2 separate regions of the Homo sapiens genome follow, and region 2 is linked to region 1. The links are chromatin contacts, found by Hi-C or POLR2A ChIA-PET in ENCODE. All regions are on one chromosome and are shown on one strand. The core of a region is the stretch at or near the end of the contact, and the rest is flanking DNA. Distances in the headings are between cores, read along the strand shown.

Region 1 (2,700 bases), core at 1-2,500:
CTAGAGCTAATCTGTAATACACCAATGCTTGTAAGAAATAAAGGTTTGCACATCTGCAGACACATAGCTCCCTGAAAATTAAATCCAGCCAGTTCCCAAGCATTTGAACTGACGAGTTTTTTTTTTTTTTCTTTTTCTGGAGATGGGGTCTCTGTCACCCAGGCTGTAGTGCAGTGGCCCAATTACAGCTCACCTGCAGCCTCAATCACAAGCGATCCTCTGGCCTCAGCCTCCTGAGTAGCTGGAAATACAGGTGCGTGCCACCACACCTGGCTCATTTTTCGATTTTTTTTTTTTTTTTTTTTTTTTTTTTGGTAGAGTCGGGGGTCTTGCTTTGTTGCCCAGGCTGGTCTGGAACTCCTGGCTCCAAGTAATCCTCCCATCTCGGCCTCCTAAAGTGCTGGGATTACAGGCGTGAGTTACAGCGCCCAGCCTGGACAGTCTTTAAAAGAACTCTGACTTGCTGGTAACGAAACACAGCTCCGGACATCCTTTGAGAAAGTCGCCGTCCCCACCTCAGAAAACACACACACACACACACGTGTCCCGGAACTTACACACACACACACGTGTCCCGTAACTAACTTACACACACACACACACACGTGTCCCGGAACTAATTTTCCTCATTTGGGTGAAAACTTTTACAGGGTCCTCCAGGCTTGCATCATTTGAAGGCTAGCGTCTGCCACTCTGCTTCCACGCTTCTAGTTGGGGACTACCCACTTAACAAAGCCAAGTTCAATTTTAATTTCCCAGAACTGACGCAACGCAAAGCGCAAAGAGACTGAACCTGGGGTGTGGAGTGATACAGACCTGACGGGGCTTTATTCCATAGACAGACATCGACCCAGGACCTGAAGCGGTCCCTGCCTGCTGTCAGGTCCCCGCCGCAGCCCCCGGCCCGGGCTCAGCACCTGGCACAACGCAGGCTAGGTCAGTGCCGCTCGAGGTGGGCAGAACCACAGGGCCGCCGCCCCTGGGGGGCACCGACGCCGCCCGCTCACGCGCCGCCCCCTCCGCATACCTCTCCTTCCCGCGGCCAGAAGCGCGGGTTGTAGATGAAGAAACTCAGCAGCGCCGGCAGGAACTGCTTCTCCTGGGCCGCCGAGGGCCCGCTCCCAGCCCCGGCCGCCGCTGCAGCCATCCCGGCCGGGTCCCCACCTCGGGAGCCTCCCACAGCCAGCCCAGAGAAAGCAGCCACCTGCTAGAACACCGCACTTCCGCCTCCCTCGCCACCACCCCGGAAGCGCTCGCCGCCGACCAGGAAGAAGAACCCGCCTCGCAGCGTCCTCTTCTGGCACCCCAGGGTGGCCTTGTTGTCTGTTTCCCGGCCGAGTTTGTGTTTTGCTGGCTCGCGGAGTTTTCTCCTGGCTACGGGCGAGGGTTGCGCGTTTCAGGAAAAACTGAGTGGGGCACTGTTTGTTTGTTTGTTTGTTTTTTGATAGGATCTCAGTTTGTCATCCAGTCTGGAGTGTAGCGGCGGGATCTCAGCTCACTGCAGCCTCAACCTCTGGGACTCAAGCCATCCCCCTGCCTCAGCCTCCCAAGTAGCTAGGATTACAGGGCGCGCCATCAAGGCCAGTTTTATTTTTTGTAGAGGTGGGGTCTGTGTTGCCCAGGCTGCTCTCGAACTCCTGGCTTCACATGGTCTCCCATTTCGACCTCCCAAAGTGCTCCGATTATAGGCGTGAGACACCACCGCCCAACCTGTTGTTGTTTTGGTGGTATTGTTTTTAATTTAATTTAGAGACAGGATCTCGCTTTGTCACCCGGGTTGGAGTGCAGTGGTGCCATCATAGCTCACTGCAGCCTCAACTCCCAGGCTCAAGCGATCTTCCCACCTCAGCCTGAGTAGCTGAGACCACATGCATGCACCACCATGCCCAGATAATTAAAATATATATATATATATATATATATATAGAGAGAGAGAGAGAGAGAGAGAGAGAGAGAGAGTTAGAGAGTAGAGACAGGGTCTCACTTTGTTGCCCCAGCTGGTCTCGAACTCTTGGCATCAAGGGATCCTCCTGCCTCTGTTACTGGATGGAAGGTCTTGACCGTGGATTGCCCAGGTTCTTGGCGTGTTGAACAAAGAATTGAACAAAATGCACAAAGTAGCAAAAGAACAAAGCAACGAAAAGAAACAAAAGAAAAAACCGGAGTAAGGAAGAGACAGATTTATTGAAGCGAAAGTACAATTCACACAGCAGGAGCGGGATAGAGCAAACGGTTCGATAGCACCCGTCAGGATTTTTATTAAGCTGGAAGAATTAGGTAACGCCCCTAGGTGCCCGTTAGATGCCTCCGATTGGTTACACCCTCTGAAGGATTGGCCTGTGACCAATCAGAGGCTGAAGTGGAGACTTGCGCACCACCACCCACCCCCCGCCGTCAATCAGAAGCTGTCACCCTCCCCCCGCCCCCCTCTCCGCCTGATTGACGGAATGAACACGTGGCCTCCATGCTGCCTAATCTTGCCTAGAACTGGCTGCACCTGCTGTTCTTTTGTTTCTGCCTTAACCCTTGGTTACCCTCATGCCCTATTCTGCCTCACCTGGCCTCCCAAAGTGCTGGGATTACGGATGTGAGCCACCCACACCTGGCCCATTGTTTTGTTTTTAGTTTATTTAAAAAGTATTTTATTCTAAGACAGCACTTTGCTCTGTTGTCCAGGCTGGAGTGCAGCGGCCAGATCAT
Region 2 (4,520 bases), core at 997-3,496, 280 kb after region 1:
ATAATAGTCTCTGCACACAGTGGGTGTTGAAACAACATTTAAGGATAATCACCACCACCTACCTCCAACACACTGCCAACTCCCTGATCTAAGACAGAAATACTTCTCCAGGGAAAACAAATGCCACAAATAACTTGAAAAGTAAGGTCATAATTGGTGGACAGATATGTGATAAAGCAAGTAAAGTGTCAATAGTAGAATCTAGTTGGTGGGGATGGGGATGCTGACTGTATAATTCTTTCAACTTGGCTGTATGTGGGAAAATCCTCAATAAAATGCTAGGGGAAGACGAAGGTTTTTTTTTTTAATTGTCACTTTCTATAGTGTTAAATATAAGTTAGCCTTCAAAGATAGCTCAGAGGCCAGGTGCAGTAGCTCATGCCTGTAATCCCAGCCCTTTCCGGGGCTGAGGTGGGAGGATCGCTTGAGCCGAGGAGTTCAAAACCAGCCTAAGCAACACAGGGAGACCCCATCTCTGTAAAAATAAAAAGTTAAAAAAAAAATTAGCCAGGTGTGGTGGCACATGCCTGTGATCCTAGCTACTTGGGAGGCTGAGGCAGGAGGATCACTTGAGCCCAGGAGTTTGAGGCTACAGTGAGCTATGATTGTGCCACTGCACTCCAGCCTGGGCAGCAGAGCGAGACCCTGTCTCAAAAAGGAAAACAAACAACAACAACAACAACAACAAAACAAAGATAGCTCAGAATTCACTGGATAAGCAAGCAGTTTAGCTAGACTCAGTCTGCAGGTTGAGCTCAATGAAAGGAGATTTTGACTTTCCTTCAAATAAATGACTAAGCACTAATTTCCTCATAGACATCATTGAATCTTCTGGGCAGTTAATGGGAGAAGACTCTGCTACAGTGAAAGGGAGGGGTGGGGGGTTGCTGTATTTACAAACTCCCTTCAGAGTAGAGACCCAGGCACCTGTCGTCACTTCCTAGCTACAGTTGACATCCGGTAACCATCCTTGGTCAGCCACACTTTCTTTCTGCCTCTGCCAAGAGGCTCCCCCTAGCTCCTCATGGGCCACTTTCTGGCTGTGAGCTGATCAGGCAACTTACACAGGGTCACTGGGTCAGAGGACTCTTGAAAGGGGGGTTGGAACATGAAGCCCCATGATTCAGGGATCCTGGGACTTGTTTGTTTTGTAGGGTTAGAGGGATGGAGGAAAATCTTCCAAATCAGCAGCCTCGAATTCACCAAGAATTTCTACAAGATGAATTTGAGTTGAACCTTCAGTCTTTCCACGAAGAAGGTCTGCTCGCCACCCTCAAAGCCATCTGCCTTTCTGTCTCAGTTTATTCACAGATCCTTTCAGAGACCAAAAAAAGCACCCAAGAGAGGCGGGGACAGAGATGTGGTAGAGGAAAAGACACAGTACAAAGAACGCTCCGCAAGCACTTACTTCCTCTGAGCCTTAGGAGTCCTACCTAAAAGGTTTCTTGCTTGTTTTTCTATTACACTGTCACTCCCATCCGGTATGCAAACAGTCGGCAATGCCTACTACAGTAGCTCGCTGGCTGCCAGGTGCAGGGGCTGTTCAAAAGCGACATCAGGGTCCTAAAAGGTGGGAAAAAGCAGCAGAACTTGCATGGTAGTTGATTCTTTCCTGAAGAATAGGGTCCGCCCAGCCCCACCGGGCAGGAGGTGTCCTGAGTCAGCCTGGCGTTCAGCCCAGTGCTGTGCACTTGGGTGACAGGTGGGGCCCCTGCACTGCCACCAGTAGCATATGTCGGAGCTCTGGGCCCTGACCATCTGCCAAAGCTAATCTTACGACAAGCAGATTTGCTCCCATCAATACCCAGGGAGAGGGATAGGCAGGCCCCTTGCTGCGTGATTCTCGAAAACAACCAGGATCCCGCGATCCGCTTCTCCTATGGCTCCAGTCCAAAGGCTGGAATGGGGGCGTCACCTGCACCAGGCAACTTCGCTAGCCTGTGGGCGTTCCAGGGCAGGGGACGGGGGCGGCACCTTCCAGGTGTGCAGGCGAGATGACAAGTGCGGTCCCTCCTTCCTCCCTCCCCGCGAGCAAACAGCCTGGGGGTGGTGGGGAAGGCGGCGTGCCCAGCCCTTCATCGCCCCATTCTTTCCCACGGCCCTGGCCGCCGCTGCAGCTGGGGCGCCACTCTGCACTCACCTGGGCCCGCGCCGGGCGGGGCGAAGTCGCGGTGGTAGGTCCTCGGCGTCCGGGAGGAGCGGACCGGCCCTCCCGGGGACCGGGCAAGAGGGTGGGCCGGAAGCGGCATCAGGCCCCGTGCCCATTGGCCAGCCTCGCCAGGACGCTGCGACCTGGGACGTGCGATTGGCTGCGGTGCGCCGCGTCGGTGCTGGCTTCGAGGTCGCGCGCCCGCCCACTTCCGGGGTCGCGCCAGGTCAGGAGTCCAGAGTCGGCTGAAGCGAGTTGCCGCGTTCTCTCTGGCGGCGCGACACCGGCCCGTGGACCGCCCGGCCGCCCTCCAGGACCCGGTCTGCAGGAGCGGAGAGGGCGGTGTGGACACCGCCTGCAGGCGAGGAGAAGGGGTGGCGGAGAGGGTACCTGGGTGCGTGGCTGTGCGGCGTCAGGAGGAGCAGGGTGTGGGCGCCCGGCCTGGGGCGTGGAGAGGACGCAGGGAACAGGTGTCTTCCTGGTATCCATCGAACTGAAACGTAGCCCTTGAGCACACACTACACTTAAAGCTTTACTCTTTCGAGGAGGAGTCCTGGAAGCATATGTGATTTTGTGACTATAGCATGGTGTGGTGTCAGTAACAGGCCCTGGATTGCTCAAACTCTATTGTCAGTGACAAAACCCAGTGTAAGCTGGCCTAATATATTAATAGTAATATGCGAGTCCTCCCGGGGTGGCGGGCACTGACGTAAGTGCTTTACTTGGGTCTTCTCATTTCATCCTCCCAGCAACCCAAAGAGCTGGCGGCGTCATTCCCATTTTACAAATGCGAACACGGGCTCAGAGATGGAGCGACTCACGTTGTAAGCGATGGAACTGGGATTTGAAAACACTGTATCCCGCCTGGCAGAAAACTGGCAAGGTTAGGATGGAGAAAGGAGAAAAAAGAAAGATGTCGGCCAGGTGCGGCGGTTCATACCTGTAATCCCAGCACTTTGGGAGGCCAAGGCGGGCGGATCACTTGAGGTCAGGGGTTTGAGACCAGCCTGGCCAAGATGGTGAAACCCCGTCTCTAGTAAAAATGCAAAATTAGCCAGGGGTGGTGGCGCATGCCTGTAATCTCAGCTACTCGGGAGACTGAGGCAGGAAAATCGCTTGAACTGGGGAGGTGGAGGTTGCAGTGAGCTGAGATCGTGCCACTGTGCCACCGCACTACAGCCTGGGCGACAAGAGCAAAACTCCTTCTCAAAAAAGAAAAAAAAGGGCATCTGATGGAAGGCTAGATACTACCCGACATTGAGCTAAACCAATGTCACCTGGTTGGACCTAGGGACCTATTCCTGCTCCCCCTCTAGTTCTGTCTCATTTCTGGGGTTGCACACAGGCTTTTCCTGGGCCTTCATGTTTGGGGAAGCCCCACACAGGCCAGCTCCAGTGGAAGAAAACGCCCCCAGAAGCCTCTTGTTCACCCCGGATGGCTCTGTGGAGTCCTGTGTCTGACCCTGACTTTAGCTTGGGCCTGAGGGACTGGCATTTGTGGACTTGGTCTGGAGATGTGGGCAGAGCCCCCCTCAAGCATAAGGGCTCAGCCAGGCACAGGGGGTGGCTCCTCAGAGGAAGATCAGGGTGCTATTAGCAGAAGGACGATGAGTGGGCCGGGCGCAGTGGTTCACGCCTGTAATCCCAGCCCTTTGGGAGGCCGAGGCGGGTGGATCATGAGGTCAGGAGATGAGACCATCCTGGCTAACATGGTGAAACACCGTCTCTACTAAAAACACAAAAAATTAGCCGGGCGTGGTGGCGGGCGCCTGTAGTCCCAGCTACTCGGGAGGCTGAGGCAGGATAATGAGGTGAACCCAGGAGGCGGAGCTTGCAGTGAGCTGAGATTGTGCCACTACACTCCAGCCTGGGCAACAGAGCAAAACTCTGTCTCAAAAAAAAAAAAAAAAAAAAAAAAGGAGGATGAGTGGTCGCTAGACTGCTGGAGAAACAGTCTAGAGGTAGGGAGCCCTGGGTTCTGTCCTGCCTGTGACACTCTGTAGCCATTTATCTCCTCTTTAGCTTTAGTTTCCACATTAAAAGAGGCATTGAAAAAAAATGAAAAAGAGGCATTGAATTAGGAGCTTTCTGTGGCCCCTTGCAGTTTTCATGTGTGGTGACAAAGTTCAATATAGTTTTCCTGAATTCAGGGGCTTGGGGACCCATGTCCCCCTATCCCGAGTTCTTTTTTTTTTTTTTTTTTTTTGAGAGGGAGTCTCACTCTGTCACCCAGGCTGCAGTGCAGTGGTGAGATCTCAGCTCACTGCAACCTCCACCTCCCAGGTTCAAGCGATTCTCCTTTCTCAGCCTCCTGAGTAGCTGGGACTACAGGTGTGTGCCACCACGCCAGGCTAATTTTTTTATTTTTAGT

What was found. Hi-C counts contacts between places; a loop is a spot of excess contacts on that map. ChIA-PET counts read pairs that join two places held with the same protein, here RNA polymerase II (POLR2A). Pooled maps may share reads with other maps.
Region 2: a loop to region 1 is called in a map of B cell, with 22 times the contacts of the local background. The contact joins the promoter of TECPR1 here to the promoter of CZ1P-ASNS in region 1. A Hi-C loop is called at or near these places in 7 of 168 maps with a recorded cell type or tissue (B cell, CD4-positive, alpha-beta T cell, CD8-positive, alpha-beta T cell and 2 more), 4 of 37 single-sample maps with no recorded cell type and 13 of 50 pooled maps. POLR2A ChIA-PET finds 5 or more read pairs at or near these places in 3 of 52 experiments (MCF 10A, OCI-LY7 and activated T-cell).

The regions. Positions count from the first base shown.
Region 1 is chr7:97,971,108-97,973,807 of GRCh38, forward strand. CZ1P-ASNS (CZ1P-ASNS readthrough) reads right to left here and starts at 1,251. Exons shown (of 19, transcript NR_147989.1): 1 at 1,028-1,251. It also overlaps the pseudogene CCZ1P-OR7E38P and the pseudogene CCZ1P1. RefSeq lists a silencer at 847-1,156.
Region 2 is chr7:98,249,986-98,254,505 of GRCh38, forward strand. It overlaps TECPR1 (tectonin beta-propeller repeat containing 1), which reads right to left and starts at 2,247. Exons shown (of 26, transcript NM_015395.3): 1 at 2,141-2,247; 2 at 1,409-1,563. It overlaps LOC124901706 (a long non-coding RNA gene), which reads left to right and starts at 2,374. Exons shown (of 2, transcript XR_007060448.1): 1 at 2,374-2,543; 2 at 2,899-4,520. RefSeq lists an enhancer at 1,894-2,637 and silencers at 1,954-2,343, 2,434-2,533.